2 separate regions of the Homo sapiens genome follow, and region 1 is linked to region 2. A link is an interaction called in ENCODE POLR2A ChIA-PET data of the cell type or tissue named here. Cell type or tissue: HepG2. All regions are shown on one strand. Links, peaks and the distances in the headings refer to the core of each region. The heading gives the core; the rest is flanking DNA. Region 1 has its middle 110 kb from the start of INO80D-AS1. Region 2 has its middle 30 kb from the start of FZD5.

What was found. Peaks named below come from ENCODE experiments on the same cell type or tissue, not always from the same donor. Only the 100,000 strongest peaks of a DNase experiment are listed, where the experiment ranks them.
Region 1: POLR2A ChIA-PET joins it to region 2 with 6 read pairs; 1 of 35 experiments calls an interaction of 5 or more read pairs at or near these places.

The regions. Positions count from the first base shown.
Region 1 is chr2:205,968,435-205,984,332 of GRCh38, forward strand. No RefSeq gene overlaps it. Among named protein-coding and RNA genes, the nearest start is that of INO80D-AS1, 110 kb to the right of the region's middle. RefSeq lists a silencer at 6,197-6,397. In HepG2, for the core only: no CTCF peak of the experiment used is centred there; a DNase peak (open chromatin) is centred at 7,067.
Region 2 is chr2:207,791,507-207,807,404 of GRCh38, forward strand. No RefSeq gene overlaps it. Among named protein-coding and RNA genes, the nearest start is that of FZD5, 30 kb to the left of the region's middle. RefSeq lists enhancers at 4,242-5,227, 5,228-6,212, 10,189-10,690, 10,691-11,190. In HepG2, for the core only: no CTCF peak of the experiment used is centred there; a DNase peak (open chromatin) is centred at 7,955; H3K4me3 peaks cover 1,505 bases.

The DNA.
Region 1 (15,898 bases), core at 4,761-8,760, 1.8 Mb before region 2:
GCGGGATTAGTGTTATGCTTCTGGAAACTATAACCAGATGTGCTCTTGTACCCAAACTTACATGTGATTTTGCATGTTCTGAATTTTCACCACCTGTATATATACAGTGAACTGAAATTCTGTGTTGGAGCAGTCCTCAGAATTGTTCCCAGAATATAGGCCGTGATCTATAGTCTTCAGTAAAACTTTAAATAAACCTTCTTTTTTTTTTTTTTTGAGATGGAGTTGCATGATCTCAGCTCACTGCAGCCTCTGCCTCCCGGGTTCAAGCGATTCTCCTGCGTCAGCCTCCCGAGCAGCTGGGACTACAGATGTGCGCCACCACGCCCAGCTAAATTTTGCATTTGCAGTAGAGACAGGGTTTCACCATATTGGCCAGGCTGGTCTCGAACTCCTGACCTCATGATCCACCTGCCTTGGCCTCCTAAAATGCTGGGATTACAGGTGTGAGCCACCGCTCCCAGCCAACTAATCTTAATTCTTAAAATCTTGACTCTTTCTTTAGTTGACATATGCATATTTATTTTCCTTATGAAAATCAGAAATGTTATACACAGCAAAATATCCATGTTTAGTTCTCCTTCAGGTCTCTTAATTCTTTTTTCTGAATATTGAAAAATATATTTATCAGGAAAAATTGAATATATTTGTTTATGTCAACCTAAAAGGAAGAGGCTGAAGCACAAAAAATAATTTAAAGAGTGTACTAGAGCCAAAGTGAGGACAGCTGCTCGGAAAACTGAGACCTAGTAACCTTCAGTATGAGCTCTGGGTGGCCTTTGTTACAAGCAGATTTTTTTTTTTCTTTTAACAGAGTCTTGCTCTGTCACCCAGGCTGGAGAACAGCAGCACGATCACAGCTCACTGCAACCTCTGCTGCCTAGGTTCAAGCAATTCTCATGTCTCAACCTCCAGAGTAGCTGGGATTACAAGCGTGCACCAACACACCTGGCTAATTTTTTTTTTTTTTGAAACAGAGCCTCGCTCTGTTGCCCAGGCTGGAGTGCAGTGGCACGATCTTGGCTCACTGCAACCTCCTCCTCCCGGGTTCAAGAGATTCTCCTGCCTGAGCCTCTCAAGTAGCTGGGATTACAGGTGCCTGCCACTAAGCCCAGCTAATTTTTGTACTTTTAATAGAGACAGGGTTTTTCTATGTTGGCCAGGCTGGTCTCGAACTCCTAACCTCAGGTGATCCACCAGCGTTGGCCTCCCAAAGTGCTGGGATTACAGGCATGAGCCGCCGTGCCCAGCTGGCTATACATTGTTAAACTATAGGGTATGAGCTATAATGTCTGGTGCAGCATTATTAGGTTAATTTGTAGTTACTGTGGCAATAGCAAGCAGTTTCAAGAGATGAGTACATAGCTCAAAAGAGGGGAAGTGAGATGTGACTGCTGTCTCATTGTAATATCTCTCTCAACCTGATAATTTAAAAGGACTCACATTCCTCAGATAAAAGTTCTTTTCTCCATTTATTGGATTAAAAAATCATTTTCCAAGTGCAAAATGAATTATAGTATAAAATAATTATTTGAACAAATAGAATGAGGCCAGGTGCAGTGGCTCATGCCTGTAATCCCAGCTCTTTGGAAGGTTGAGGCGGGAGGATCACTTTAGGCCAGTAGTTTAAGAGCAGCCTGAGCAACATAGCAAGACACCATCTCTACTAAAAAATAAAGTAGCCAGGCATGCTGGCGTGTGCCTATAGTCCTAGCTACTTGGGAAGCTGGCGTAAGATTGCTTGAGCCCAGGAATTTGAGGCTGCAGTGAGCTATAATTGTGCACCCTAGCCTGGGCAATAGAGTGAGACCCTGTCGCTTAACAAGAAAGAAAGAAAACCAGAATGATCAAATCTAGATTTGTGCAATAAAGGAAACCAAAAATATTTCACCTCAAAATATACTTCTTTGAGGTATTTCAAGATGGCTATTCAAAGGCTGGAAACAAAATTGCTCAAAATCTGCCTTGTATGGGCGGGATTTGTATTCATAAAGAAAATCTGCATTGATGAAATAAACAGCCACCCTTTCTCTGCCTCACCCAGACCTTGTCGGGATCGAGGAGACTGGCTCACAGGAGAGACTGAGAGTCTGATGGGGGTCTAACAAAAACTTACTCTTTCTGAGCACCACTACCTGTGAGGTGTCATCTGCATAACAAGACCGTGTTTGCTAGCCAGGCCCGTCCTCTTCTCTCTTTCTCATAACTGGTCTTACCATACTCCAAGCCCCTATACTTTCTGTAACCTCAAGATGATATAAAGCATCAATCAGCAGATCCTTTCTTTGAGAGTTTTCATATTTTGTATGACTCCTGTGCCCATTTGCACATTAATAAGTTTGTATGCTTTTTTTCCCTGTTAATTTGTCTGTTATCAGTTTGGTTTTTGACTCAGCTTATCAAACCTTCTGGGGAAAAATTTAAGCTTTCCTTTCAGTTCGGTATTGTGAGCAGGACAACAAATTGCTCTGTTGGCTCCAGAACTTCAGGATGGGATCTTGGGTCAATTGATGAAAAGCCAGTGAAGAAAGCTAAGAAATTTTTACCAAGTCAGTTCTCCTGGGTCTCTGTGGTGCCCAGTTGAATGAGGAAGAGTCTTTCTTGGTCTTCTTCCATTTCTAAATTTGGATTAACAGGAAAAAATGTGTACGTAAATTAGTTTTGTGTTGGTTTAAATAGCTTTTGAAATAAAACGCTATTTAGTTGGCAACATTTTATTTTATTTTAGTCATTTTTTTAGAGACAAAGTTGTCCAGGCTACAGTATAATGGCACCATCATAGCTCCCTGTAACCTCGAATTCCCAGGCTCAAGCGCCCCTCCTGCCCCAGCCTCCTGGGTAGCTGGGATTACAGGCACATGCCATGCCACCATATTCAGCTATTTTTTTAATTTTTTCTATTTTTTAACAGAGACAGGGTCTCAAACTTCAAGCAATCCTCCTGCCTTGCCCTCACAAAGTGTTGGGATTGCAGGCATGAGCCACTGCACTCAGCCAAAATTTTTGCTTAAAAAAAAAAAAAAGTAAAATTGTGTTGGTCTTTTTGGGGAGCTGCAGACCTCTCCAGACTGGCTCCTCTGGGACTCATTCTTCCTTCAGCTTCTGCCCCGCCTTTTGCCCCCTTTGATATTCCCTCCAGTTGTCTGATATGGTTTATCTCAAGCCCCTTCTCCTCTATTTGGTGGTCAGTGGATGAAAAATTACAGAGAAAAAACATCAGAGTTCTAGTTATCACATAAAGGGATCTAAAAGAAATTTCTATCAACTGCGAGACCCCTTGAAGAACACAGTTAAGGCACCACTGACCCCCCTCTTTTGAGGTCCCCTGTATTCCTCATGGAACCCCAAGAGTTGTGAATGGGTTCCTTTCAGGTCTAAAGCTCTGCTCTCTTTTGTATTAAACTCCCTAATCTCTATGACTTTTGGATACATACATGTGTACATGTGTGTTGTGTGTTGTATCTACATGTATGTATGTGTCTATACATGTATTTGTATGTTGTCTACAGGATACCAAACTGACGTATAAATAAATGAGTACTCATAAATAACTAGCCAAAATGCTTTTCAAGTTCACATGTAATTTTTGGTAAGTAAAGCTAGCTTTAAATTTTTGAGTAAAATAAAAATGTCTTCAAAATTTAATGTAGACATTTTTGCCTGAGTCTACTGATTAAACAAATTTATGCTGTCTCTGCTAGGTGTTTTAAGGTCAAAAAACTTGCTTCTGTGATACTTTTGATACTTGCTTAACTTGTCTTTGAGCTAACACTGCAGGCTGGCTGTGTTCCACCAAAGCCTTGCAAACATCCTGCTGTGGGGTTTATGACTTTGGTTTTAAGCTTTGGATTCTGTAGTCTAGACAGTTGGCCATGGTGAGGCCTGGAGACATATGTATGTCCACAGTACCTGGGCCACCAGCTGCAGGGAAGAACCAAGCCCAATATGGCTCCATTCTCTCTGGCCCAGCTTGCCTCCTAGCCATGCTATGAAGGATCAGATCCTCCAGATACGGTCTTTACAGCTCTCTCCTTGTCCTGGGCTCTGCACCTGGTACATAACAATGAAAATTGCTTATGCCTGTAATCCCAGCACTTTGTGAGGCCGAGGTGGGTGGCTCACTTGAGGCCAGGAGTTTCAGAGGAGCCTGGTCAACACAGCAAGACCCCATCTCTGTGTTTAAAAATATATATATATTTTAAAATTAAAAGAAAAAATAAAATAAAATTGCTTATTTCAGCCAGGTATGGTGGCTCATGCCTGTAAATCCTAGCAATTTGGGAGGCCAAGGTAGGAGGATTGCTTGAGCCCAGGAGTTCAAGACCAGCCTGAGCAACATAGTGAAACCCTGTCTCTACAAATAATTTTTTTTTTTTTTTTGGAATGGAATCTCGCTCTGTTGCCCAGGCTGGAGTACAATGGCGCAATCTCGGCTCACTACAACCTCTGCCTGCCAGCAGTTCAAGTAAGTCTCCTGCCTCAGCCTCCCTAGCAGCCTGGACTAGAAGCACCCACCACCATGCCCAGCTAATTTGTGTATTTTTAGTAGAGACGGGGTTTCACCATGTTGGCCAGGCTGGTCTCAAACTCCTGGCCTCAAGTGATCTGCCCACCTCAGCCTCCCAAAGTTCTGAGATTACAGGCGTGAGCCACTGCGCCTGGCCCTACAAATAATAACTTTAAAAAAATTAGTCAAATGTTGTGTCATGCACCTGTGGTCCCAGCTACTCTGCCTTTAGCCCAGGCAGTCAAGGCTGCAGTGAGCCACGATCACATCACTGCTCCCCAGGCTGGGCAGCAGAGTGAGACCCTATCTCAAAATAAAATAAAACAAGATAGGCTGGGCACAGTGACTCACACCTGTAATCCCAGCAGTTTGGGAGGCTGAGGTGGGCGGATCACCTGAGGCCAGGAGTTTGAGGCCAGCCTGGCTAACATGGTGAAACCCCGTCTCTACTAAAAATACAAAAAAATCAGCTGGGTGTGGTGGCACATGCCTGTAGGTCTAGCTGCTTGGGAGACTGAGGCAGGAGAATCACTTGAATTCAGGAGAGGGAGGTTGCAGTGAGCCGAGATCATGCCACTACACTCCAGCCTGGGCAACAGAGTGAGACTCCGTCTCAAAAATAAAATAAAACAGCTTTTTTTTTTTTTTTTTTTTTTGAGACAGGGTCTCGCTCTGCCACCTAGGCTGGAGTGCAGTGGAACAATCTTGGCTCACCACAACCTCCACCTCCCAGGCTCAAGCAATCCTCCTGCCTCTGCTCCCTGAGTAGCTGGGACTGCTGGTGCATGCCACCACGCTTGGCTAATTTTTAAATATTTTGTAGAGACAAGGTCTCACTATATTGCCCAAGCTGGTCTCAAACTCCAAAGCTCAAGCAATCCTCCCACCTCGGCCTCCCGGAAGTGCTGGAATTACAGGTGTGAGCCACTGTGCCCCACCAAAATTGCTTATTTCTATGTTTTTCATTGAAAATTAAGGTTACTAAGAGTTAAAATTGTAATTAATATATGAAATTAAAACTACTAGATATAAAACGCACAATTCCTGCATACAGAATGTGTAAGAAGGCCAGGCACAGTGGCTCACACCTATAATCCAAGCACTTTGGGAGACTGAGGTGGGAGAATTGCTTGAGCCCAGGAGTTTGAGACCGGACTGGGTAACACAGGGAAACCTTGACTGTAATATATATATATATATATATATATATATATATTTTTTTTTTTTTTTTTTTTTTTAAGTAGCTGGGATGGTAGCACACACCTGTAGTCCTAGCTACTCAGGAGGCTGAGTTGGGAGGAGCACCTTGAGCCCAGGAGTTCCAGACCAGCCTGGGCGAAGGAGCGAGATCACATTTCAAAAAAAAAAAATTGAATGTGATTTTGGTTAAAGAAAAGTTTATAGCCGGGCGCGGTGGCTCACGCCTGTAATCCCAGCACTTTGGGAGGCCGAGGCGGGCAGATCAGGAGATCAGGAGATCGAGACCATCCTGGCTAACACGGTGAAACCCCGTCTCTACTAAAAACACAAAAAATTAGCCGGGCGTGGTCTCAGGCGCCTGTAGTCCCAGCTACTCGGGAGGCTGAGGCAGGAGAATGGTGTGAACCCAGGGGGCGGAGCCTGCAGTGAGCCGAGATCGCGCCACTGCACTCCAGCCTGGGTGACAGAGCGAGACTCCGTCTCAAAAAGAAAAGAAAAGAAAAGAAAAGTTTATAAAGAAGACATAAAGATGTGGTTTCTGCAAAGGAAAAGTAATTTTGTCCAGTTTAGAGGTTATTTAAAGTTTGTTTCAAAATGAAGGTATAAAGGAATAAAATATACACAGCAACACATCTATTACAGTTTACTTCAAAGAGAGATACGGAATGTGGGAGGACATCTCATTAGCTGGAAAATTCTCTGGGAAAATATTTTCTTGCTCTGAAAGAATTTTGAAAAAGGGCATTTCAGTTATGATTGAATCACATTGTAGGTCAAAAACAGTTAAACATCCACAATTTCATATGATTCAATCTGATCCAAGAGGACTGAGAAAAGTGTCATTACTTTTCTACTTGTTTATAATAAAAATTCTGTTATAAATTGTGCACTTAAAATGAGTGAATTTTATGGCATGTAAACTATAGCTCAATAGTGCTATTAAACATTCTACTTGAGTCATTTATTCATTCCCGTTTTCAAAACACAAATTCCTAATTCAGAGGTGGGATATCTCACTGAGGTTTCATGTGGCTAAATGACTTGTTTATTCATCCAGAGCAGAGCAGAAAACCAGACCACAAAGGAAAAGCCCAGACCTTTCCCTACTTGGCTCAGTCCCCTAGTTCACGAGACTTGGGTATAAAATGGCCCAATGTATTCCCAACAGCTGCAATTCTTCAAGACAGGAGGATAATCAAACTAAGTCCACATATTTTTTCAGAAAAAGAACCAGAAACTAAAGTCCACCCTCTCAACCACTTCTTTCTCCAAGGTAAAGTTAAACATTAACTGGAGTGCACAAACAAGGACTTTGTCTTGTTCTCTGTACTTCCTCCTCTCCTGTGACACACCCTGTTTCTCCCCAACCCCATCTCCCAACCCAATGTGTTCAATGTTATCAAACACCAGTCTCTCTCTGGAAGTTCAACTTGACCCAAACAGTCCATACTGGGAGACAGGAAAACAATAACAGTTTCAGCAGCAATATATTGACAGCCTTGTACGTGCTGCTTAGCATGCCACAGTGCAGTAGCCATTCTAGAATGCATTCCTGGTAGCAGATGGATATGCTAAACCTACAGGAAGGCCTCTATGGTGGCAGAGGGAGAGGCACTTCTCATACTTGCATTGCACCTGAAACCCTGGGCATCTGGTTAAAATGCAGATTTTGATCCTTTAGGTCTGGGGTGGGCACTGACACGCTGCATCTCTAACAAGCTGTCAGGAAATGCTGCTGCTATTGCTGCTGCCGCTGCTGGTGGTACAGGGACCACACTTTAAAGTAGCAAGATATTAAGGCATCACTGTTCAACAGAAACATAAAGCAAGGCAAAAATGCAAGCCCCTGTACATAATTTTAACTATTCTGGTAGCTGCACTAAAAAGTTAAGAAACAGGTAAAATTCATTTTAATAATATATTATTTAACTTAATAACTTAAAATGTTATCATTGCAATATGAAACCAATAGAAAATTTTATTTATGAGGTGTTTTACATTCTTTTTTTCATACGAAGTATTCGAAAGCTGGCAGGTATTTACCCTTAAGGAACCTCTTATTCCAGCTAACCAGGCTTCAAGGGCTCAGTAGTCCCATAAGGGCAGTGGCTATGTACAAGACAGCATGGCCCCTGGGGCTCCTCAGTGGTTCTGGACTCCCTAAGCAGCCATGCCGCGAAGCAGCCAACACTACGGGGAATTATTCTACTCTATTGGCTCCTATTGAGAGTCTTCTAAGAGGTCATAGAGACTCAGAAACGGAGTCTCAGAAACGGAGAAGAGAAACATCATGTCTTTTGAGGTCTGCTTATCAAAAACAAGAAGGGCCATGGTTCCAGGAGGGGAAGGAGGGCTTTTGCAGTTCGGAGCCCTCCAACAGAGAATCTAGCAAGCACGTTGCGAAGTAAGGTGGCCAAGACTGGTGGGTGGGAGGCATCCCAAGGGAGAAGCCCTAGAGCTCCTCAACTACTTCCCATGCCTGCTTCCTCACCGCCCTTCCTTGACTGGGTGCTGCTGAGATCCAGGTTCCGGACCCTCAGGCCACAGCCAAGCTCACCAATCCTGTGGCCTGAATTTAGTATCAAAAATGAAGTCATGGGGCGTGGTGGCTCACGCCTGTAATCACAGAACTTCGGGAGGCCGAGGCGGGCGGATCACCTGAGGTCCGGAGTTTGAGACCAGCCTGACCAACATGGAGAAACCCCGTGTCTACTAAAAATACAAAATTATCAGGGCGTGGTGGCGCGTGCCTGTAATCCCAGCTACTCAGGAGGCTGAGGCAGGAGAATCGCTGGAACCCGGGAGGTGGAGGTTGCAGTGAGCTGAGATTGTGCCATTGCACTCCAGCCTGGGCAACAAGGGTGAAACTCCGACTCGGGGAAAAAAAAAAAAAAAAAGAAGTCAAAGAGGGAAAGAGAGAGGTGACAGCATGCTGGCAGCCCTCGCACGCTCTCGGCGCCTCCTCGGCCTTGGCGCTCACTCTGGCCGCGCTTGAGGAGCCCTTCAGTCCACCGCTGCACTGTGGGAGCACCTTTCTGGGCTGGCCAAGGCCGGAGCCGGCTCCCTCAGCTCGCGGGGAGGTGTGGAGGGAGAGGCGCGGGCGGGAACCGGGGCTGCGCGCAGCGCTTGCAGGCCAGCGTGAGTTCCCAGTGGGCATGGGCTCGGCAAGCCCCACACTGGGAGCCGGCAGGCCCGCAAGCCCTGGGCAGTGAGGGGCTTAGCACCTGGGCCAGCAGCTGCTGTGCTCGATTTCTGGCTGGGCCTTAGCTGCCTCCCTGCAGGGCAGGGCTGGGGACCTGCAGCCCACCATGCCTGAGCCTCCCCCGACCTGCTGTGGGCTCCTGTGCAGCCCGAGCCTCCCTGACGAGCACTGCTCCCTGCTCCACGGCGCCCAGTCCCATCCACGGCCCAAGGGCTGAGGAGTGCTGGCGCATGGTGCGGGACTGGCAGGCAGCTTCACCTGCGGCCCCTGTGCGGGATCCACTGGGTGAAGCCAGCTGGGCTCCTGAGTCTGGCGGGGACTTGGAGAACATTTATGTCTAGCTAAGGGATTGTGAATGCACCAATCGGCACTCTATCTAGTTAGTCTGGTGGGGACTTGGAGAATCTTTATGTCTAGCTAAAGGTTTGTAAATGCACCAATCAGCACTCTGTGTCTAGCTCAGGGTTTGTAAATACACCAATCGACACTCTGTATCTAGCTAACCTAGTGGGGACATGGAGAACTTTTGTGTCTCACTCAGGGATTGTAAACGCACCAATCAGCACCCTGTCAAAATGGACCAATCAGCTCTCTGTAAAATGGACCAATTAGCAGGATGTGGGTGGGGCCAGATAAGAGAATAAAAGCAGGCTGCCCGAGCTAGCAGTGGCAACCCACTCGGTCCAGTTACACGCTGTGGAAGCTTTGTTCTTTCGCTCTTTGTGATAAATGTTGCTACTGCTCACTCTGGGTCCACGCTGCCTTTATGAACTGTAACACTCACCGTGACAGTCTGCAGCTTCACACCTGAAGCCAGCGAGACCACAAACCCACCAGGAGGAACGAACAACTCCAGGCAGGTAGCCTTAAGAACTGTAACACTCACTGCGAAGGTCTGCAGCTTCACTCCTGAGCCAGCGAGACCATGAACCCACTAAAAGGAAGAAACTCCGAACACATCCGAACATCAGAAGGAGCAAACAAACTCCGGACACGCCACCTTTAAGAACTGTAACACTCACCGCGAGGGTCTGCGGCTTCGTTCTTGAAGTCAGTGAGACCAAGAACCCACCAATTCCGGACACAAAAGGAAGAAAATAAAGGAGAAAATAAGAAGGAAAAAGGAAAGTAAGTAAATATAAAGAGAAAAAAGGAAAGAGTTCTAAGCTCTTAACCTCTATTTGCCTTCTTGCTTCTTTACTCTTGGTTCCCAGGTTATACACAAGAAGATGAATTCTGGAGTTTAATGTCCCTGCCTTAGCTTAGAGATAGGAGCAGGCTTGAAACCACAGTCTTTACTCAGGTAAAGCCAGCATGAGAGGATCACTTCTGACTTGCCCACAGGATTTGTTTATGGAAGTCATAGATCTATAGGACTTCACCCCGATGATATGGTTTGGCTGTGTCCCCACCCAAATCTCATCTTGAATTCCCATGTGTTGTGGGAGGAACCCAGTGGGAGGCAATCAAATCATGAGGGCAGGTCTTTCCCATGCTGTTCTCATGATAGTGAATAAGTCTGATGAGATCTGATGGTTTTATAAGGGGGAGTTTCCTTACACAAGCTCTTTCTTTTTTTGCCTGCTGCCATCCATGTAAGATGTGACTTGCCCCTCCTTGCCTTCTGCCATGATTGTGAGGCCTCCCCAGCCACATAGAACTGTGAGTCCATTAAACCTCTTTTTCTTCCTAGTCTTGGGTATGTCTTTATCAGCAGCATGAAAACGGACTAATACACCTATCAAAGCAGGAATTCCTCTGAAACAAGGACAGCCAGACTTTCCTTGAAAATTTCCAGAAAGAATTCACTACCCGAATAAGACATCCTCTCCAATTTTTAAGAAATATTACAAAGTTATTGCTATGAAGTTGAAATTTACCTTCATTTAATGTTCAGCCACTAATCCATGTACTATTTTCCAGAACTTCATGAAATACATGTAATCCCTATTCTTTAAATACTTGAAGACAGTTGTCCTGGGTACCTGTCCTAGATCCCTTCCTGTCCAAATCTGCCAACACCTTTCTATCAATATGTATATATATGTTTCAAGTTGATATATATACACACATATGTATATGTGTGTGTGTATATATATACACACTGTGTTATTGGTTTTAGTTTTAAAATGTGAAACATAATAATAGCATGTTTGTATGTAAATGGAAATGATCCTTTAGATAGGGAAACACTTACAATAGAGGAGAGAAGGGAGAATTACTAGAGCAGCATGTCTCAGTCCATTTGGACTATTATAACAAATTCCATAACTGGGGGCTTATAAACAAAAGAAGTTTATTTCTCACAACTCTGGAGGCTAAAAGTCCAAGATCAGGAAGCTGGAAAATCCAGCCTGGGAAGGGCCCACTTTCTGGTTCATAGTTGGGACCTTCTTGCCCTAGCCTTACCTGGTGGAAGGAGTACAGGAGCTCCCTTGCACCTCTTCCATAAGGGCACCTATCCTATCAGGAGGGCTCCACCCTCATGACCTAATCATCTCCCAAAGCCCAACCTCCTGATATCACCACCCTGGGGGTTAGGAGTTCAACATAGGAATTTGGGGAGGACATCGCCATTCAGGCCATAGCAAGGTGTCTTTGATGAATGAAAGGGTGTGGGATCCATGTCCGAGTGGAAGGGCAGGCCCTTGCTAGGAGCACAGACCCATCATCCATGGAAACAAGAAGGCGGAGTGAACAGGAACAGATGTCTCTTCCAGTGTGTAGTGGGAGAATGTAGAACTTTTCTTTGATTTCTTAAATTTTCTGAGTGAAATAGGAAACAACGATATCTGCTAAAGGTGAGGACAAGGTATGAGTTGAGGTCTGAGAAAAGAGGAAAAAGTATGAATGTATCGTCTAGGAGAGGGAGAAGAGTGAAGGGACACTTTCACTTTGCCAGACAGCATTAAGGGTATACTTGAATTTAGTGACCATAAAATCATCTCTCAGACCATATCTCAGACCCTTTATAATTCTTTTTTTTTTTTTTTTTTTTTTGAGACAGGTTCTTGCTCTGTTGCCCAGGCTGGAGTGCAGTGGTACTGTCTCAGGTAACTGCAACCTCTGCCTCCCAAGCTCAAGCAATCCTCCCACCTCAGCCTCCTGAATAGCTGGGACTACAGGGTGCATGTCACCACACCTACTAATTTTTGTACTTTTTGTAGAGATGAGGTTTCGCCATGTTGCCCTGGCTGGCCTCAAACTCAGGCTCAAGCAATCCTCCTGCCTCAGCCTCCCAAAGTGCTGAAATTACAGCCATGAGCCACTGTGTTCAGCCTATAATTCAATTTTTAAGGAATAACCTGAAATCAATAAATGGAAACACTGACTTGACTATACTAAAATCTAAGGACCCTAGACTTTTAGAACTAGAAGATACTGGGCCGGGCACGGTGGCTCACGCCTGTAATGCCAGCACTTTGGGAGGCCAATGCAGGTGGATCACCTGAGGTCAGGAGTTCGAGACCAGCCTGGCCAACATGGTGAAACCCCATCTCTACTAAAAATACAAAAATTAGCCAAGTGTGGTGGCACACACCTGTAATCCCAGCTACTCAGGAGGCTGAGGCAGTAGAATCGCTTGAACCCAGGAGGTGGAGGTTGCAGTGAGCCAAGATCACATCATTGCACTCCAGCCTGGGCGACAACAGTGAAACTCCATCTCAAAAAAAAAAAAAAAAAAAAAACCTACAAGATACTTTAAATACTATTATTCAACTTCTTTCTTTCACAGAGAAAGAAATGGAAGGCCGGAGAAGTTAAAACATTTGTTAAACAAGTCTATGGCAGAACCCAGATCTTTATTGTGGGGAAGAAAAGTAATACTCGATATGTGACCCCCAAATGCAGAATACACACCAATGGCTGGAATTTCTAGATTTCATCTAAGTATAATATGTTCTTAATAGAGATATCCAGTAATGGGATGGGCTACTTGAGAGGGAGTAAAGATAGAAGACTTAGCCAGGTGCAGTGGCTCATGCCTGTAATTCCAGCACTTTGGGAGTCCAAGGCAGGCGGATCACAAGGTCTGGAGTTCGAGACCAGCCTGGCTAATATGGTGAAACCCTGTCTCTACTAAAAATACAAAAATTAGCCGGGTGTGGTGGCACTGGGACTAGTAGCCTGTAGTCCCAGCTACTCAGGAGGCTGAGGCAGGAGAATCGCTTGAACCCGGGTGGTGGAGGTTGCAGTGAGCCGAGATCACACCACTGCACTCTGGCCTGGGTGTCAGAGTGAGACTCCATCTAAAAAAAAAAAAAAAATTAGAAAACTTCACACGTGAAGGATGGTTCTTGCATTACGGGAGTTAGTCTAAATTAACCTTCCAGCTCTGATATTCCACACTTCAAATAGAGATAAACGTTTAAGAATATTGTGCACTGTTTATTAATACCGAGGCAACGTTAGGACTACTAGAATAACTAAATCCCACTAGTTCCTTAAAAAGCCTCCCAGGGGGTGGGGATGTAAAAAAAAAAAAAAAGAAAAAAAAAGATCTTTTAAATAAAAAGCCTCCTACCCCTAAATTATTCAATTACAACTTTTGAAGCATCAGTACTGACTGAAGTTCCTTATTTCCCCTACTCACATGTGCTTATACAGCATAAAATGTCTGTAAGACAAGCAGTCAGTGGAGTAGTTAGGAGAGCAGAGAAGCTAGGGTAATAAACAGAACAGATAATTAGTCCTTGAATAACTGATGAACTTAGGCTCCAAGGTCATTATTCCACAACATTCTTTTTTTTTTTTTTTTTGAGATGGAGTCTCGCTCTGTTGCCCAGGCTGGAGTGCAGTGGCGCAATCTCAGCTCACTGCGAGCTCCGCCTCCCTGGTTCATGCCATTCTCCTGCCTCAGCCTCCTGAGTAGCTGGGACTACAGGCACCCACCACCACGCCCAGCTAATTGTTTTTGTATTTTTAATATAGACGGGGTTTCACCATGTTAGCCAGGATGGTCTCGATCTCCTGACCTCCTGATCCGCCCACCTCGGCCTCCCGAAGTGCTGGGATTACAGGCGTGAGCCACCGCGCCCGGCCCCAAACATTCTTAATGGTACTGAAACTACTCCAAACATTTTCGTGACACCAACCAGTGACTGGGTTACAAGTTTGCTCCAGAGGAAACACTTTTCAGAAAGGATGAGTAAGTTGCTTCCAATAATGAGGAATGGCCACAGCTGAGAAGATGCCTTTAAAATACAATCTGGGAAAGTACTCTCCGATCTAATTTGTTTCATAGCATGTTAGTACTTTTAAAATTTTTCTGCAGCATACTTGGAAAAAAATTGGAAGAGTGGCAGGGACAGATATAACATGTCCACTGATAACTGCCATGTGTCCAGCAAGGCTGGCAGATTTGTCCAGTAGAGAAACAACAAGACTTATACCCTGTTGAACTTAGTTTATTGCTTAGACATCAAACAACAACAGCAACCCCAAAAACAAAAAACAAAGAGGCCAGTTCCTCATGTCCTTTGTCCCATAAGGCAACACTGAAACAAAAGTGGCCAGATGACAGCATGGATGATAGCACACTCTAGCTGAGAAGCCTGTGGCATGCTGCAACTAAGCAATTTTATAGCCTGCAGCTATTCCCTAAGGGTAAAGACAAGGCCTCATACCTCAATCAGAACCCAAGAAACAATGAGAGTGTCCCATGACGGCCTCCATGGAAGATGGGGAGGTGAGTGGGAAATGGCCTTAGGGCATCTCCTCATGTTCTGGGACAATCACAGGGCACTATTCCAAGACTTAGATCAGTTGCGGTTAAGCTTTGCCTATGTGGCCTATGTGGAGACTTGCACAGATGACGAGGACATCATGGTGGAGTCATTACCCTAGGCCATGGTGGAATTAAAGAGTCTCTTGGGAAAGATTATGAAAGAGAGGGAAGAGTGACATGCAGACGTCCGTAAAAATAGTCAAAAGGGCTCTGATTAGCAAGCTGAGTCCCCACAAGGGAAAGAGGTCACATGGGCAGTATTGGTTCATTAAGACGGGAATCTACCATGGGCAAAGGGCTAGTGAAAGCCCATTGGACACAGCATAACAGGACACTTTAGACCATTCCTAACACAGGGATCTGGAAATGCTACTTGACATTGTGAGAAAAAAACTCACCTGTCCACACCCAAAGAATGGACTCAAGAGACCGGGAGAACCGTGAAAGTGAGACTTTTAATGATGGTCTTGCAAGATTGGGTGTCTGATGAATGGGAACACCCAGCACAGTTTCAACAAGCAATTTGTCCCCTAGTGCGCAGGTCCCTTCCCCAGTTCCTCATAGGCTGAGGACGATGGGGTCACAATCTTCCCAGACATCGCCTATGATTGTTGGGTAGGGGATTTAGATGGTTTCTTTAGGGTTGTCTTGCTGCATTTTTTTTTTTGCAGCCCACAATGCATTGCAATCCTAGTTAGCTCAGGGGCTCTTCGGGTATTTGACTTAGGACCTAAGTAGCTGGGCAGGCTGATAAGAATAGACAAAGCGAGCTATCTTGCAGACTAGTAAACTTTCATCTTAGACTAAACTTTGGTTCGGGTAAAGGCAACTAAGGGGGTTGGAGGGGGAGGGGGGAGGCCGACAAGCAGGTGTTGGCTATCCAAGCAGAGGCCTAGTATATGCTGTTTCTTCTGTAGTTTGCTGACCTAAGCTGATTCAAGGCACTTTGTCTTGGAAATAGACCACTGTATATATCATTTCCTTTAACAGCAAAAAAACCACATGGGCCGGGCACAGTGGCTAACGCCTATGATCCCAGCACTTTGGAAGGCCGAGGTGGGTGGATCACTTGAGGTCAGGAGTTCGAGACCAGCCTGGCCAACATGGCAAAACTCCGTCTCTACTAAAAATACAAAAAAATTAGCCGGGCCTGGCGATGCGTGCCTGTAATCCCAGCTACTCAGGAGGCTGAGGCAGGAGAATCGCTTGAACCCGGGAGGCGGAGGTTGTAGTGAGCCGAGATCCTACCACTGCACTCCAG
Region 2 (15,898 bases), core at 5,962-9,961:
AAACAAATTATTTTCACAGCTCCCCAAAAACATCCATGGATCGTTCTTTACTTTTATTCAGTGCAAATGTTTATTTCAGCACCTATGATGTACTAGCATGATGCTAAACTATAGCTTTTAATTTAGTCCTCAAAAGACTCCTCCAAGGAAGGTAGCACTGGCTCCACTTTGTACCTGGGGAAAATGAGATGAGGTAACTCCCAGTTCCACATCTGCCCACTAGCAAGTGGAGTCAGCATTCCAGCCCAGGCCTGCCTCTCTTAGCGTCCAACCCTGTCCTCCTGGAGCTCTATTACCTGGCAAGAAGTATTTGACCCTCCAGGGATGGGGGCATTCCAGTCCAGATAAACACCTGGAGCCTAGCAGGCATTCACTGGTGTGGGGGGTGGGGGGCGGGGGGGCAAGAGGGGTTGGGCGCGGTGGGGGTGGCTGGGGGAGCTGTTGCATTTGACTGGGGAACTGGAAATAAAGATATTGAGAGAGAAAACCGGGAGAGATGGGAAGTTGCTGTTTGCAGAGTTTCATGAATTGCTTATCTCTACATCCCCAAACCTTAGTCCTCAGCATTTCTCATTGTCACTTCTAATAACACATTTCCTTATTTTATTATGGGACTGCTTTATACATGTTGCTGAATGGAAGCTCCCTGAAGTGCCTGGATGTTAGGTGGCTTGTCCAAGCTCCCTTGGTTAGTAGTGGGCCGGGACTAGAATCCAAGCTTACTTTCCAGATTACATAGAAGGAGGTGCAGAAGACCGGAATCTCCTCCCCCTTCCCCCCCTCCCCCCACCCCCCCCCACCCCGCCACAGCTCAACTGTGAGCTGGAGGCTGAACAAAGACAGAACTTCCTGGATCTAGATGAGTCACTGGTTTGTTCTTCCCTAGCCACCTCCAGAAAGCCATGCTGAACATGCCATTTTCCTCACTTGGACTCAGTGGTGGGGAGCCTGACCACGTCTTCTCACCTCCAAGACGGGGCAAGGAGTTGGCTAATGGCCCAGCTTCATTCCTGGGGCATCTACCTTTGAAAATGTGTGCTCCTACTTGGAGCTCTTTAGCATGACTGCTCTCTTTACACATGAGGGGACTGGGGTCCTGAATGATTGACTCACCAAAGACAAAGTCAGTCCCAGGAGAAGCGAGAGCTGGCTGAGGTCTTACAAATCCAAGTTCCTGGTATCTCCTACTCTAAAATGCTGCCGCCTCCCATTCCAGCTTATATTTTCCCCCAAACTCTCTTTGCCTCCATTTTGTCCAGGCAGTGAATCTTGAGGTACTGAGTGACAGGAAGAATGTGGAAAACAGTCAGCTTTAATCCAGCCATTCTGCTCCTAGACATTCACCCAAGAGAGGAAAAACACCTATCTTCAAAAAGACTTAGACATGTTTTTTTTTTTTGTTTTTTTTTTTTTTTTTTTTTTTGCTGTGTTTGTTTTTTAGAGACAGAGTCTTGCTCTGTCGCTCAGGCTGGAGTGTGCAGTGGTGCGATCTCAGCTCACGGCAACCTCTGCCTCCTGGGTTCAAGCAATTCTTCTGTTTCAGCCTCCTGAGTAGCTGGGATTACAAGCGTGTGCCACCATGCCCGGCAAATTTTTGTATTTTTAGTAGAGATAGGGTTTTGCCGTGTTGGCCAGGCTGGTCTTGAACTCCTGACCTCAGGTGATCTGCCTGCCTCACCCTCCCAAAGTGCTGGGATTACAGGCATGAGCCACCGCACCCGGCCTTTCTCTGTATTTTTATTTGTAATAATCAAAAACTGAAAACAGTCCAGGTGTCAACTGACAGATGAATACGCAAATTGTGGTAGATCCATGCAACAGGTTATTACTCATCAATAAAAAAGAACAAACTAGCCGGGCGCAGTGGCTCGTGCCTGTAATCCCAGCACTTTGGGAGGCTGAGGCAGGCAGATCATGAGGTCAGGGGTTCGAGACCAGCCTGACCAACATGGTGAAACGCCATCTCTACTAAAAATACAAAAATTAGCTGGACGTGGTGGCCCACACCTATAATCCCAGCTACTCGGGAGGCTGAGGCAGGAGGATCGCTTGAACCTGGGAGGCGGAGTTTCCAGTGAGCCGAGATCGCGCCACTGCACTCCAGCCTGGGCGACAAAACAAGACTCTGTCTCAAAAAAAAAAAAAAAAAAAGGAACAAACTACCGATCCATATGACCGCATGAATGAAGCTTAAGAAATTATGTTGAGTGAAAGAAGCTAGAGACAAGAGTACATGCCATATGACTCTGCTTACACGATGTTCTAGATCATGCAAAACTAGAAATCAGGTCCATGTTTGCTTGCAGGGGCTGGAAGGATAGGAAGATGCACAGAGGACAGAAGGAGAAGACGATTACTTGGAAAGGGGCATGAGGAAAGTTTTTTGGGTTCATCTTAAAAATGTTCCATATCCTGCTTTTTGGGTTTTGTTTTGTTTTGTTTTTTTGAGACAGAGTCTCTCTCTGTCGCCCAAGCTGGAGTGCAGTGACAGGATCTCGGCTTACTGCAACCTCTGCCTCCTGGGTTCAAGCAATTCTCCTGCCTCAGCCTCCTGAGTAGCTGGGATTACAGGCTCCCACCACCATGAACAGCTAATTTTTTGTATTTTTAGTAGAGACGGGGTTTCACCATGTTGGCCAGGCTGGTTTTGAACTCCTAACCTCAGGTGATCTGTCTGCCTCAGCCTCTCAAAGCACTGGGATTACAGGTGTGAGCCACTGTGCCCAGCGAAAAATGTTCCATATCTTGATAGGTGTGTAGGTTACACAGATGTAAGCATTTGTTAGAACTGACCAAATTGTACACAAGATCTGTGCACTTGGATATCATAAGTTCTAACTACATTTGAAAGATGGGGGAAAAGGTAGTACATGACTGTTGCAAAACTATATAGAAGTAAAGAAGTAAGCAAAAATTATTCCTTTTTGGGGGGCGGGGACGGAGTTTCACTCTTGTTGCCCAGGCTGGAGTGCAATGGCACAATCTCAGCTCACCACAAACTCCGCCTCCTGAGTTCCAGCAATTCTCCTGCCTCAGCCTCTGGAGTAGCTGGGATTACAGGCATGCGCCACCACGCCCGGCTAATTTTCTATTTTTAGTAGAAATGGGGTTTCTCCGTGTTGGTCATGCTGGTTTCTAACTCCAGACCTCAAGTGATCCGCCCACCTTGGCCTCCCAAAGTGCTGGGATTACAGGCGTGAGCCACCGCACCCGGCCAGCAAAAATTATTCTTATTTCCCCATATTCAAATTTCACATCTCTGAGTTAACTGCTATTCATTCTTTCATGCAATAACCTTCCAGAGACCTTTTCTGGGCATATATGAATGTAATTCTGTGTAATGGGCTCACCCTGTACCTCACACTGTAACTGGCAATGGGAGAGGAAGAAGCTACAAAATTGAAAACAGCCGTTTCTGAATCTCAACAATTTCCTGTTCTTCTGTTTTAATATTAACTATTTTTCCATGTTAGAGCCCTCAGAAAGATTTTGTGGATGCCACTAATGGGTAAAAGAACATTTTGAAGATACTGTTTTTTTCTGAATTGTTTTTCTTTTGAAGAGCCACACCCTTCCATCCCACCTCATCCCAGGCTCCCATCTCCTCAGCCCCCTCTTCTTTCTTTCTTTCTTTTTTTTTTTTAGACGGAGTCTTGCTCTGTCACCCAGGCTGGAGTGCACTGGCTCGATCTAGGCTCACTGCAATATCCACCTCCCAGGTTCAAGTGATTCTCCTGCCTCAGCCTCCCAAGTAGCTGGGTCTACAGGCATGTGCCACCGTGCCCGGCTAATTTTGTATTTTTAGTACAGATGGGGTTTCTCCATGTTGGTCAGGGTGGTCTTGAACTCCTGACCTGAGGTGATCCATCTGCCTCGCCCTCCCGAAGTGCTGGGATTACAGGCATGAGCCACCATGCCTGGCCTCCCTCTTCCTTCTTGACATCTAAGGTGACACTGTCTAATCCCCATTGCCTATTTTTCCATTTCTTTTTCTTTTTTTTGAGACAGAGTCTTGCTCTGTTGCCTAGGCTGGAGTGCAGTGGCACAATCGTGGCTCACTGCAACCTCCGCTTCCTGAGTTCAAGCAATTCTCTTGCCTCAGCCTCCCGAGCAGCTGGGACTACAGGCGCCTGCCATCGTGCCCAGCTAATTTTTGTATTTTTAGTAGAGATGGGGTTTCACCATGTTGGCCAGGCTGGTCTCAAACTCCTGACCTCGGGTGATCCACCCACCTCAACCTCCCAAAGTGCTGGGATTACAAGCATGAGCCACCGTGCCTGGCCTTTTTTTCCCATTTCAACTGTGCAAAATCCTGTCATCTTTCATGGGCCTGAGCCCTCTTGAGGTACATGGAGACAGTGCTGATCTCTCATAGGCTAGATCAGTGGTTTCCCAAGAATGAGGACTGTTTTTAAAAGTCTAAACACCCCAAAGATGGCCCTTTATGACACTTTTTATATCTACTGAATGGGAAAATACAGAAAAGAAAAGCATATTAATTAAATGCAATGCTTCTAAATGGATTTGCATTTTATTAACTATAAGAATATCTACATGCGGCCGGGTGTGGTGGCTCACGCCTGTAATCCCAGCACTTTGGGAGGCCAAGGCGAGTGGATCATCTGAGGTCAGGAGTTCGAGACCAGCCTTGCCTACATGCTGAAACCCTGTCTCTACTAAAAATACAAAAAATTAGCCCGGCATGGTGGCACATGCCTGTAATCCCAGCTACTTGGGAGGCTGAGGCAGGAGAATCACTTGAACCCAGGAGGTGGAGGTTGCAGTGAGCTGAGATCGTGCCATTGCACTCCAGGCTGGGCGACAGAGCAAGACTCTCTCTCGAGGAAACAACAAAAAAAGAATATCTACACGCATTAAAATATTACTAAAATAATAGTAATAGCAGTTACTATTTATTGTGTACTTGTTATGTGCCAGGTATTTTGCTAAGTGCTCTCCATGCATTTGCCTATAATTTGGCCCATAACTCCTCAGGGTGGATACCATTTTATCCTCATTATACATTATGAGGAAACTGAGGCACAGAGAACATTAGTAACTTGCCCAAGCTCCCACTGATGGGCAGTGGGGGCCTAGAATTCAGAGTCTGACAGGCACAAAGGATGTAGTGCCACTTGATCCTGCCTCTTTTATTTACTTGCTCTGCAGACAAGATTTGGCTTGTCTCCAAAGCCAAATGAGTTCTCCAGTCCCTGGCTTAAACTCCCAGGAATGAGACTGCCAGGAGGGAGTCACAGGCTATTTGGGGAAGATGGGTGCCGAGCGCTCAGCCTCAACCTGTTGGCTGGCCTGGGACCCCACTAACTCCGGCCCCGTTCTTGGGACATATTTCAGTCCTCTGAGCTCAGGGGGCTTGAGTAGCTCTGCCCAGGCAGGGCTTGTCCAAGTGTCCCCAGATGCTGGAGGGGTTAACAGTTGAGAAGCTGTTTGCAGACCATTAGAAACAATAATCACCTTACCTGTAACCTGATCTACCTCAAAAGAAGGGTCTTGATTTTAGCAAACAGTGTAAGTGGCCTCTGTGTAAAGTGGAGGGGTGGAGCCGGCTGCCTGACTGCTTAGCTCTTGTTTCTCAAGCCAGGCCCAAGGGTCAATTCCTGGGCCTACAGGGTGAGCTCACACCCTTTTCTGGCTGCTTTCTCCCCTTGGAATTCTGAAAACGGCTGCCCTGTGTGCAGTGAGTTGCTACAAGCCCCACATGGCTGCTCTCCTGGCCCAGCCAGGGGGAGCAAGTAACTTTCTGTTTGAGGTCCTCTTGACCAAGAACAGTCACGAACTCTTTCCTGTGCACTCAAGGGCACACTCTTCTTTAATCCTCGCCTCTAAGCATGATTGCTTGCTGTGCTTTCCAATTCACAGGTGAGAAAGAACAGACTTAGAGACAGCAGTGTGAGGAAGCCAGAGCTGGTTGTTAAACTTCAAGAATTTAGTGGCCGGGCATGGTGGCTGAAGCCTGTAATCCCAGCACTTTGGGGGGCCGAGGCGGGCAGATCACGAGGTCGGGAGATCGAGACCATCCTGGCTAACACGGTGACACCCTGTCTCTACTAAAAATACAAAAAATTAGCTGGGCATGGTGGCGGGAGCCTGTAGTCCCAGCCTCAGCTACTCGGGAGGCTGAGGCAGGAGAATGGCGTGAACCCGGGAGGCGGAGCTTGCAGTGAGCCAAGATCGTGCCACTGCACTCCAGCCTTGATGACACAGCGAGACTCCGTCTCAAAAAAAAAAAAAAAAAAAAGAATTTAGTAAGCGAATGGTTAAACATAGCCATTGGTAAGCCTGAGGTGGGAGGACTGATTGAGCCCAGAAGTTTGAAATCAGCCCGGGGAACACAATGAGACCTCGTTTCAAAAAATAAATAAATAGGCTGGGCGCGGTGGCTCACACCTGTAATCCCAGCACTTTGGGAGGCCGAGGTGGGTGGATCACTTGAGGTCGGGAGTTCGAGACTAGCCTGACCAACATAGTGAAACCGCGTCTCCACTAGAAATACAAAAATTAGCCGGATGTGGTGGCACATGCCTGTAATCCCAGCTACTCGGGAGGCTGAGGAAGGAGAATCTCTTGAACCCAGGAGGCGGAGGTTGCAGTGAGCTGAGATAGCGCCATTGCACTCCAGCCTGGGCAACAGAGTGAGAGTGCCTAAAAAAAAAAATAAATAAAAAGTTTATTACATAAACTTATAATTAAGTAAATTATGTTTAGAACAAAGGTAATAAATACACAGAACTCATCACTTACTAATTATTTGACTGTGTTTGTATCTGTGCTTTGGAGGTTACGTCTGTTGTATCTGTATGGTAGAAGTTCTGTGGAATATAGTGTGCTAGTCTACTGCTTTTCCCAACTCTCCATTTAGCGACATCATGCTGGTAACTTGAAACTGGTCATGGTGGTGTCAGAAGCGTTTGAACCAGAGCGACTCCATCTTGGACAGGGACTGGGTAAAATAAGGCTGAGACCTACTGGGCTGCATTCCCAGGAGGTGAAGACATTCTAAGTCACAGTGTGAGATAGGAGGTCAGCACAAGATACAGGCCATAAAGACCTTGCTGATAAAACAGGTTGCAGTAAAGAAGCCGGCAAAAACCCAGCAAAACCAAGATGGCCAGGAGAGTGACCTCTTGTCGTCCACACTGCTCATTATACGCTAATTATAATATATTAGCATGCTAAAAGACACTCCCACCAACCCCATGACAGTTCACAAATGCCGTGGCAATGTCAGGAAGTTACCCTATATGGTCTAAAAAGGGGAGGAACCCTCAGTTCCAGGAATTGCCCACCCCTTTCCTGGAAACCTCATGAATAATCTACCCCTTGTTTAGCATATGATCAAGAAATAACCATAAAAATGGGCAACCAGCAGCCCTTGGGGCTGCTCTGCCTAGTCATTCTATAGTCCTTTACTTTCTTAATAAACTGGCTTTCACTCTTATGAATTTGCCTCAAATTCTTGTGCAAGATCTAAGAACCCTCTCGGGGTCTGCATTGGGGCCCTTTCCGGTAACCGTGTGGGTATTTACACCACAAGAATTGACGGGGCCGGGCGCGGTGGCTCACGCCTGTAATCCCAGCACTTTGGGAGGCCGAGGCGGGTGGATCACGAGGTCAGGAGATCAAGACCATCCTGGCTAACACGGTGAAACCCCGTCTCTACTAAAAATACAAAAAATCAGCCGGGCATGGTGGCGGGCGCCTGTAGTCCCAGCTACTGGGGAGGCTGAGGCAGGAGAATGGCGTGAACCTGGGAGGCGGAGCTTGCAGTGAGCCGAGATCGCGCCACTGCACTCCAGCCTGGGCGACACAGCGAGACTCCGTCTCAAAAAAAAAAAAAAAAAAAAGAATTGACAAATGTACAGATCAGGGCTTGCATTTCTTTCCAAGCTCCTACTGATGGGCAGAGTGCTGGTTGTTAAACATTGACCAGTACCCTAGTGCTTAGAGAGGTCAACTAACTTGACAAGGTCACAGGGCTCATGGTGGAGCCAAGCAGACAGCTGGACTCCAGAACACTTATTGCTGTGCTATTGTATCTCTTCAAAAATAATAAAGAATAACTTCGGGCCGGGCGTGGGGGATCATGCCTGTAATCCCAGCACTTTGGGAGGCTGAGGCGGGCAGATCGCCTGAGGTCAGGAGTTACAGACCAGCATGGCCAACATAGTGAAACTCCATCTCTACTAAAAATACAAAAATTACCTGGGGGTGGCGGCAGCACCTGTAATCCCAGGTACTCGGAGGCTGAGGCAGGAGAATCGCTTGAACCCGGGAGGCGGAGGTTGCAATGAGCCGAGATCGCACCATTGCACTCTAGCCTGGGCGACAACAGTGAGACTTCGTCTCAAAAAAAAAAAAAAAAAAAAAAAAAGAATATCTTCAAAAATCAATTTCTAGGAAATAGTAGACTTGAAGGAGGGCTAATGGTTAAATAATGGTTAAAGATTAAGAGACTTAAAGGCATACCATTCCATCACAGTAGTCGTACTTTCTTCTGATTAAAATAAAGTGTAAAAAAATTATGTAATTGATGAAGCATTTGCAAATGTGAGCACTCATTAGATGATTATTGGTATGAATGAATTATTATTTTTCAGTGTATTATCTTTTTTTGTTCATATTAATGTATCCAACTGAGTAAGTATATTATGTTTTACAGCACTGAATATTTAAGAAGAAATGATGTAATGTCTGGGATTGGCTTTGAGAAAAATAATACCAGAAAGGAAAAGTGACTAGGCATACAGATCAGTGGTTCTCAAAGTGGTTGCCAAAGGGCAGCATCAGCATCACCTGGGAACTTGTCTGAAATGCAAGTTCTCAGGTCCCACCTCAGACCTAGTGGATCAGAAATCCTGAGAAGGGGCTAAGCACAGTGGCTCACACCTGTAATCCCGATACTCTGGGAAGCCGAGGCGGGCAGATCATCTGAGGTCAGGAGTTCTAGACCAGCCTGACCAACATGGCGAAACCCCGTCTCTACTAAAAGTACAAAATTAGCTGGGCGTGGTGGTGCATGCCTGTAGTCCCAGCTACTAGGGAGGCTGAGGCAGGAGAATCACTTGAACCCAGGAGGCAGAGGTTGCAGTGAGCCGAGATTGTGCCACTACACTCCAGCCTGGTGACAGAGAGAGACCCTGTCTCAAAAAAAAAAAAAAAAAAAAAAATATTACCGGGCGTGGTGGCACGTGCCTGTAAATCCCAGCTACTGGGGAGGCTGAGGCAGGATAATCGCTTGAACCTGGGAGGTAGAGGTTGCAGTGAGCCAAGATCATGCCATTGCACTCCAGCCTGGGTGACGGAGCAAGACTCTTATCTCAAAAAAAAAAAAAAAAAAAAATCTGAGATGGGGTCCAGCGATCTGTGTTTCAACAAGCTCCCCCCAGCTGATTCTGATACACACTCAAGCTTGAGAAACACTGGTTTAGATGAAACAAGATTCACCATGAGTTGATAGTTGTTGAGGCTGGTGACAGGTACATGGGGTGGGGAGTTCACATGTGTTTTTGAAATTTTCTATAATAAAAAGTTAAAAGAAATGATTAAGCACATTGGAAGGGAGGAGTGTACATATAATGGGGGAAGGGTCATTGCTGGAGGACCTCTGGATATAGAGTGAGACAAAACAGATTCTTGTGCATGCATCTGTGTTGCCTTTTGAATTAAACATCCAGGATAATGGTTGCATTAGCTCCTGCCTTTAACAGGAAGCTCTGCTCCCCCACCCCGCCCCCCACCAACCCCAGTTCCTCAGGTTTCTCTTCATTTGGAGCCTAAGTTTTAACAGGATTAGATCCTGGAGCCTCAAATCTCTTAGAGAAGCAGCGATTTGAATTTTCAGCTTCCACCTGAAACTGTGTCACTGTAAAATATGCCACCCACTAGACCTGCTTTATCAGCTGCAGACATGATGCAATTAACTAATTTTCTGCAACCTCTCACCACACAAGCCGTGGAACTTCTAGTCCATTGTGTGGCTCGTTTACTTAGCAGATAGGGTCTAAGAGCCTGTAACTATTTACCTCCCTCTAGAGGGGCTGTCCCAGACAGGTGAATTCATTAGTTGGTGTTTGTAAAGCAGCAGGAAAACCAAAAAAGCATTAGGCAAGTTTTTATTTTTATTTCTTTATTTGGCCTGAACGCCACTCAAGCGATGTCCTGTCCTGTCCTGCGTTGTCAGTTTGCCTCCCTTCATATCCACCCCCTCTTCTCTCTAGCCCATTTTTCTCTTATTCAGAAATGAGAGATGCCCACAACTGGAAAACTCTTCCCATTTTGTCCCAGAGGATGCAAAGTTCTGCCTGCCCATCACATGGGATCAGCGATCTTTAGGTTTTTTCATTTAAATGCCAAGGCATCTCTGCTTCCTGTTTCAGGTGTCCTTCTGCCCCATCTTTGAGCAGTGGTCTTTTCTTTCTTTTCTTCTTTCCCCACTTCCATTTTCTCTCCTCTCTCTTTTTTTTTTGAGACAAAGTCTCGCTCTGTTGCCCAGGATGGAGTGCAATGGCACCATCTCGGCTCATTGCAACCTCCACCTCCTGGGTTCAAGTGATTCTCCTGCCTCAGCCTCCTGAGTAACTGGGGTTACAGGCAGGCACCAAAACGCTAGGCTAATTTTTGTATTTTTAGTAGAGACAGGGCTTCACCATGTTGGCCAGGCTGGTCTCGAGCCCCCCGACCTCAGATGATCCACCTGCCTCAGCCTCCCAAAGTGTTGGGATTACAGGTGTGAGTCACCACGCCCGGCCTCACTTGGTTGTTTTTTTTTTTTTTTTTGAGACGGAGCTTCACTCTTGTTGCCCAGGCTGGAGTTCAATGGCGCAATCTCGTCTCACTGCAACCTCCACCTTCCAGGTTCAAGCAATTCTCCTGCCTCAGCCTCCCAAGTAGCTGGGATTACAGGCATGTACCACACCCCTGGCTAATTTTTTGTATTTTTAGTAGAGACAGTGTTTCACCATTTTGGCCAGGCTGGTTTCGAACTCTTGACCTCAGGTGACCCACCCGCCTCAGCCTCCCAAAGTGCTGAGATTACAGGCATGAGCCACTGAGCCCCAGCTCCCTTGTATTTTTCATAGAAAAGGCACAAGGAAGAAGTTCAATGATGAGAAGGAAGAAAGAATATTCCTCAAGTGTAATTAAAGGTAGGAAAAATGACAGTTCTTTTGGAATCCAAGTTTGAAAATATTTCTTTTTAATGTGGTAGGATAAAACAAAGCATAACAGTAAATTGACCGTTTAACCATTGTTAGGTGATAGTTCAGTGGCTAAGTACATTCACACTGCTGTGCAACCGTCGTCATCAGCACTTCCAGAACGTTTTCGTCATCCCATACTGAACTCTGTACTCATTAAACGTGGAATCCCCATTTCCCCTCCCCACCCCTGGCAATCACCACTCACTTTCTATTACATCTCTGTGAATTTGACTACTCTAGGTACCTCATATAACTGGAAACCTACAGTATTTGTTTTTTTGTGTCTAGCTTAGTTTAGCATAATGTCTTCAAGGTTCATTCCTATTGTAGCATATGTCCAAATTTCATTCCTTTTTAAGGCTGAATAATATATATATATTATAATTATATATGATGTATAATGTATACACATCATACATATATGTATGCATAATATATACACAACATACATATATGTATGCATAATATATACACAACATACATATATGCATACATAATATATATACACCATATTTTGTTTATCCATTCATCTGTTGATGAACATTTGGGTTATTTCTTTTTTTTTTTTGAGACAGAGTTTTGTGCTCTTGTTGCCCAGGTTGGACTGCAATGGCACGATCTCGGCTCACCGCAACCTCTGCCTCGTGGGTTCAAGCGATTCTCCTGCCTCAGCCTCCCCAGTAGCTGGAATTACAGGCATGTGCCACCACGCCTGGCTAATTTTTTTGTATTTTTAGTAGAGACGGGTTTCTCCATGTTGGTCAGGGTGATCTCGAACTCCCGACCTCTGGTGATCCGCCTGCCTCGGCCTCCCAAAGTGCTGGGATTACGGGCGTGAGCCACCGCGCCCAGCCCATTTGGGTTATTTCTGTCTTTTGGCTAGCGCGAGTAATGCTGCTATAAGCATTGGTGTGCAAATAACTGAGTCCCTGCTTTTAATTCTTTAGGGTATATACTCAGAAGTGGAATTGCTGGATCATGTGGTAATTCTATGTTAACTTTTTAACTATGTACTGCAAAATATTCCATTGTATTTTTCACATATTTTTGGCAATTTAAGTTCTGTTTTCTTTTTTTTGTTTTTGTTTTTTGTTTTTTGAGACTGAGTCTCGCTCTGTCCCCCAGGCTGGAGTGCAGTGGCGGGATCTTGGCTCACTGCAAGCTCTGCCTCCCGGGTTCACGCCATTCTCCCGCCTCAGCCTCCCGAGCAGCTGGGACTACAGGCACTCGCCACTATGCCTGGCTAATTTTTTGTATTAGTAGAGACGGGGTTTCACCGTGTTAGCCAGGATGGTCTCGATCTCCTGACCTCGTGATCCGCCCGTCTCGGCCTCCCACAGTGCTGGGATTACAGGCGTGAGCCACCGCGCCCGGCCCACTAAGGAGCTATTATTTAATATCTGATTTAGTCTTCATAATAATCCTGCAAGTGAAGTATCATCATCCCCATTTCACAGTGTGGAGGGCTCAGGACAGCTGAGTCCCACACTGAAGGTCACCGTTGTGATAGAGAGTGAGCTGGGAATTCATCCCTGTCCCTTTGGTGGAGCCACCATTATCCTGATCTGTGCTCATGGAATCCCTGACACTGGATCTGGGGTATAACAAGAACCGTGGCCAGGAATGGATGACTTTGCAAGCATGTGTGTGTGCAGAAGGAGACAGGAAGGGGCTCCCGTGGTTTTGCTTGGGGCCCTGTGGTTGGATGTGGGAGCCCAGGTTGGGTGGCTGTGTGTCCATGAGCCCCTAAAGTCCACAGCCTCACTGGCAGAGCACCTCCTACTTCTGGGACTGCCTTGGGGCTGGAGGAGCCTCTGTGACTGCACCATGTCTCCAGGTTGTCATCCCTTGGGAATGGTCCTGCTTATCGCCTCTGTGAAGCTGCCTCCTAACTGTAGCCCATTGAGATCTTTGCCTTTTCCAACTCTAACCACACCAGTTTGTAACCCATACTTAACCCTTTTCCCGCTTGCCCCGAGAATACTCACAGGCAGCACTTGTGCAGCATTTACCCCCAAGATAACTTTGCCACAAGTATCTCGCTTTTATTATTATTTTTGCATCACTCTAATATATTGAATTTGGAAACAAAAGACATCATTCTATTTTTAACATTCTGTTTTTAGAAACAGTATTTCCATTTACAAAATATAGTAATTCTCAATCACTGAAAATGTCCAATCCTAGAAAACATAGCATTCCTATGCATGATGTTAACATCATTCTGGAATGGTTGTTGGCCGGATTCTTTTGATGAATCTGATTTTTCTGAAATAGATAATTCTGATGATTCAGACAATTCTGATGTTAGTTCTATTTAGAAATAACTCTGAGAACAGTTCTTTTTTTTTTTTTCTTTTGAGACAGAGTCTGACTCTGTACCCCAGGCTGGAGTGCAGTGACGTGATCTCGGCTCACTGCAGCCTCTGCTTCCTGGATTCAAGCTATTCTCCTGCCTCAGCCTCCCAAGTAGCTGGGATTACAGATGTGCACCAAGAGGACCGGCTATTTTTTTTTTTAATTTTTTTTTAATTTTTTTTTTTAGTAGAGATGGGGTTTCGCCATGTTGGCAAGGCTGGTCCCGAGCTCCTGACCTCAAGTGATCCATCCTCCTCGGCCTCCCAAAGTGCTGGGATTACAGGCATGAGCCACTGCACTGGCCTGAGAACAGTTTTTATATTTTATTTTTACATTGAAGTCAGTCAGATTTGCTTCAGCCTCAAATATTGTGTTTATGTGAAATTAAATGAGTGCTGGCAGTGAGCTGCACTTTTTTTTTCTAAATGGGAAAAGGGTTAATAAGGGCTTATGTTCATTCTTGTATTGCTCTCTAAACTTTGTTCCTTGTCACAGAAGAAAAATAGTCACCCCTTTTGAGGCCAGAGACCTGGGTTACACTTTTTTTGTACACAACCCTTCCTAAATAGAGCACTAGATTCAACTATTGACTGACAAAGTACATTTTTAGTGGACACTCAGAGCTTCTGTAAGAGTCAGCTAAGAATAATTGGTATGAACAGCTGTTCTCATAGAAGAGGAAAAAGAGAAGGACAAACCCCTCAAACTCAGTTTTATGATTCCGGAACGAATGAAAGTGTGCTGTGTATCCGTTTTTATTTATTTATTTATTTACTTACTTATTTATGAGACTGGGGTCAAGGTCCCACCAGCACTCAGGCTGGAGGGCAGTGGCATGATCACAGCTAACTGCAGCCTCAACTTATTGGGCTCCAGTGATCTTCCTGTCTCAACCTCCCGGCTAGCTGGGACTACAGGTGCATGCCACAATGCATGACTCATTTTAAAATTTTTATTATGTAGAGTCAGAGGTCTTGCTTTCTTGCCCAGGCTAGTCTGGAACTCCTGGCCTCAAGAGACTCTTCTGTCTTGGCCTCTCAAAGTTCTGGGATTATAGGCAAGAGCCACCATGCCTGGCCTGTATCTGTTTTTAAATGCAGCCAGCAGAGCTTTAAGGGGAACCCTACCCCGCTTTGCCCAACACACACTTTCAGCTATCATTTCTGTCATTCTCATCCTAACTTCTGGGGTGTAGCTAGTTTTCTAGCACCTCCTTTGAAAACTGGGGGTGCCTTAGGGAATCTGGAGGCCATGGTGGTGGGAGTGGTGGCAGGAAGATGAGGGGAAGGACCAACATTTTCCTTGGAGGCCTGAAAATTGTTTTATGCATTTTTTTTTTTTTTTGAGAGGGAGGCTTGCTCTGTCACCCAGGCTAGAGTGCAGTGGCACAATCTCGGCTCATTACAACCTCTGCCTCTTGGATTCGAGCGATTCTTCTGCCTCAGCCTCCCAAGTAGCTGGGACTACATGCATGCACCACCATGCCTGGCTAAGTTTTTTTTTTCAGTAGAGACTGGGTTTCGCCATGTTGGCCAGGCTGGTCTAGAACTCCTGAGCTCACGTGATCCACCCGCCTAGGCCTCCCAAAGCGCTGGGATTACAGGCATGAGCCACCCTGTGCCCAGCCTATTTTATCCTTTTAATGATCATAATTTAAAATAGCATATAGAATTATAATTCAAATCCTGTAGGGGTTTTCTCTTTTTTCAACTTTGTGAATCATTTTGTTTTATTTTCTTTTTCTGACCACATTTTCTTTTTTGTGTGAGTGATTAAAAAAAATTTTTTTTATTTCCATAGGTTTTTAGGGAACAGGTGGTATTTTGTTACATAAGTAAGTTCTTTAGTGGTGATTTGTGAGATTTTGGTGCACCCATCACCAGAGCAGTATACACTGAACCCAATTTGTGGTCTTTTATCCCTCCCTTCCCACCTGCTTCCCACCCTTTCACCCCAAGTCCCCAAAGTCCATTGTGAGGCTGATGGGGGACTTGCTTTCTGTGATTTGCTTGCAGATTTTTGGCCATAGAGATTTGTTGTGATTTCTAAGCCAGCTGCTCTCATCTGTGAAATTGTCCCCAGGCAATCTTCTGTTACCTGTGTAAGTTACAGAAGTCCTCATTGAAAGAAGCAATGCACCTTGAAAATGGAATCCTTGCCAGGTGCGGTGGCTCATGCCTGTAATCCCAGCACTTTGGGAGGCTGAGGTGGGCGGATCACCTGAGGTCAGGAGTTCGAGACCAGCCTGACCAACATGGTGGAACCCTGTCTCTACTAAAAACACAAAATTAGCCAGGCATGGTGGCACATGCCTGTAATCC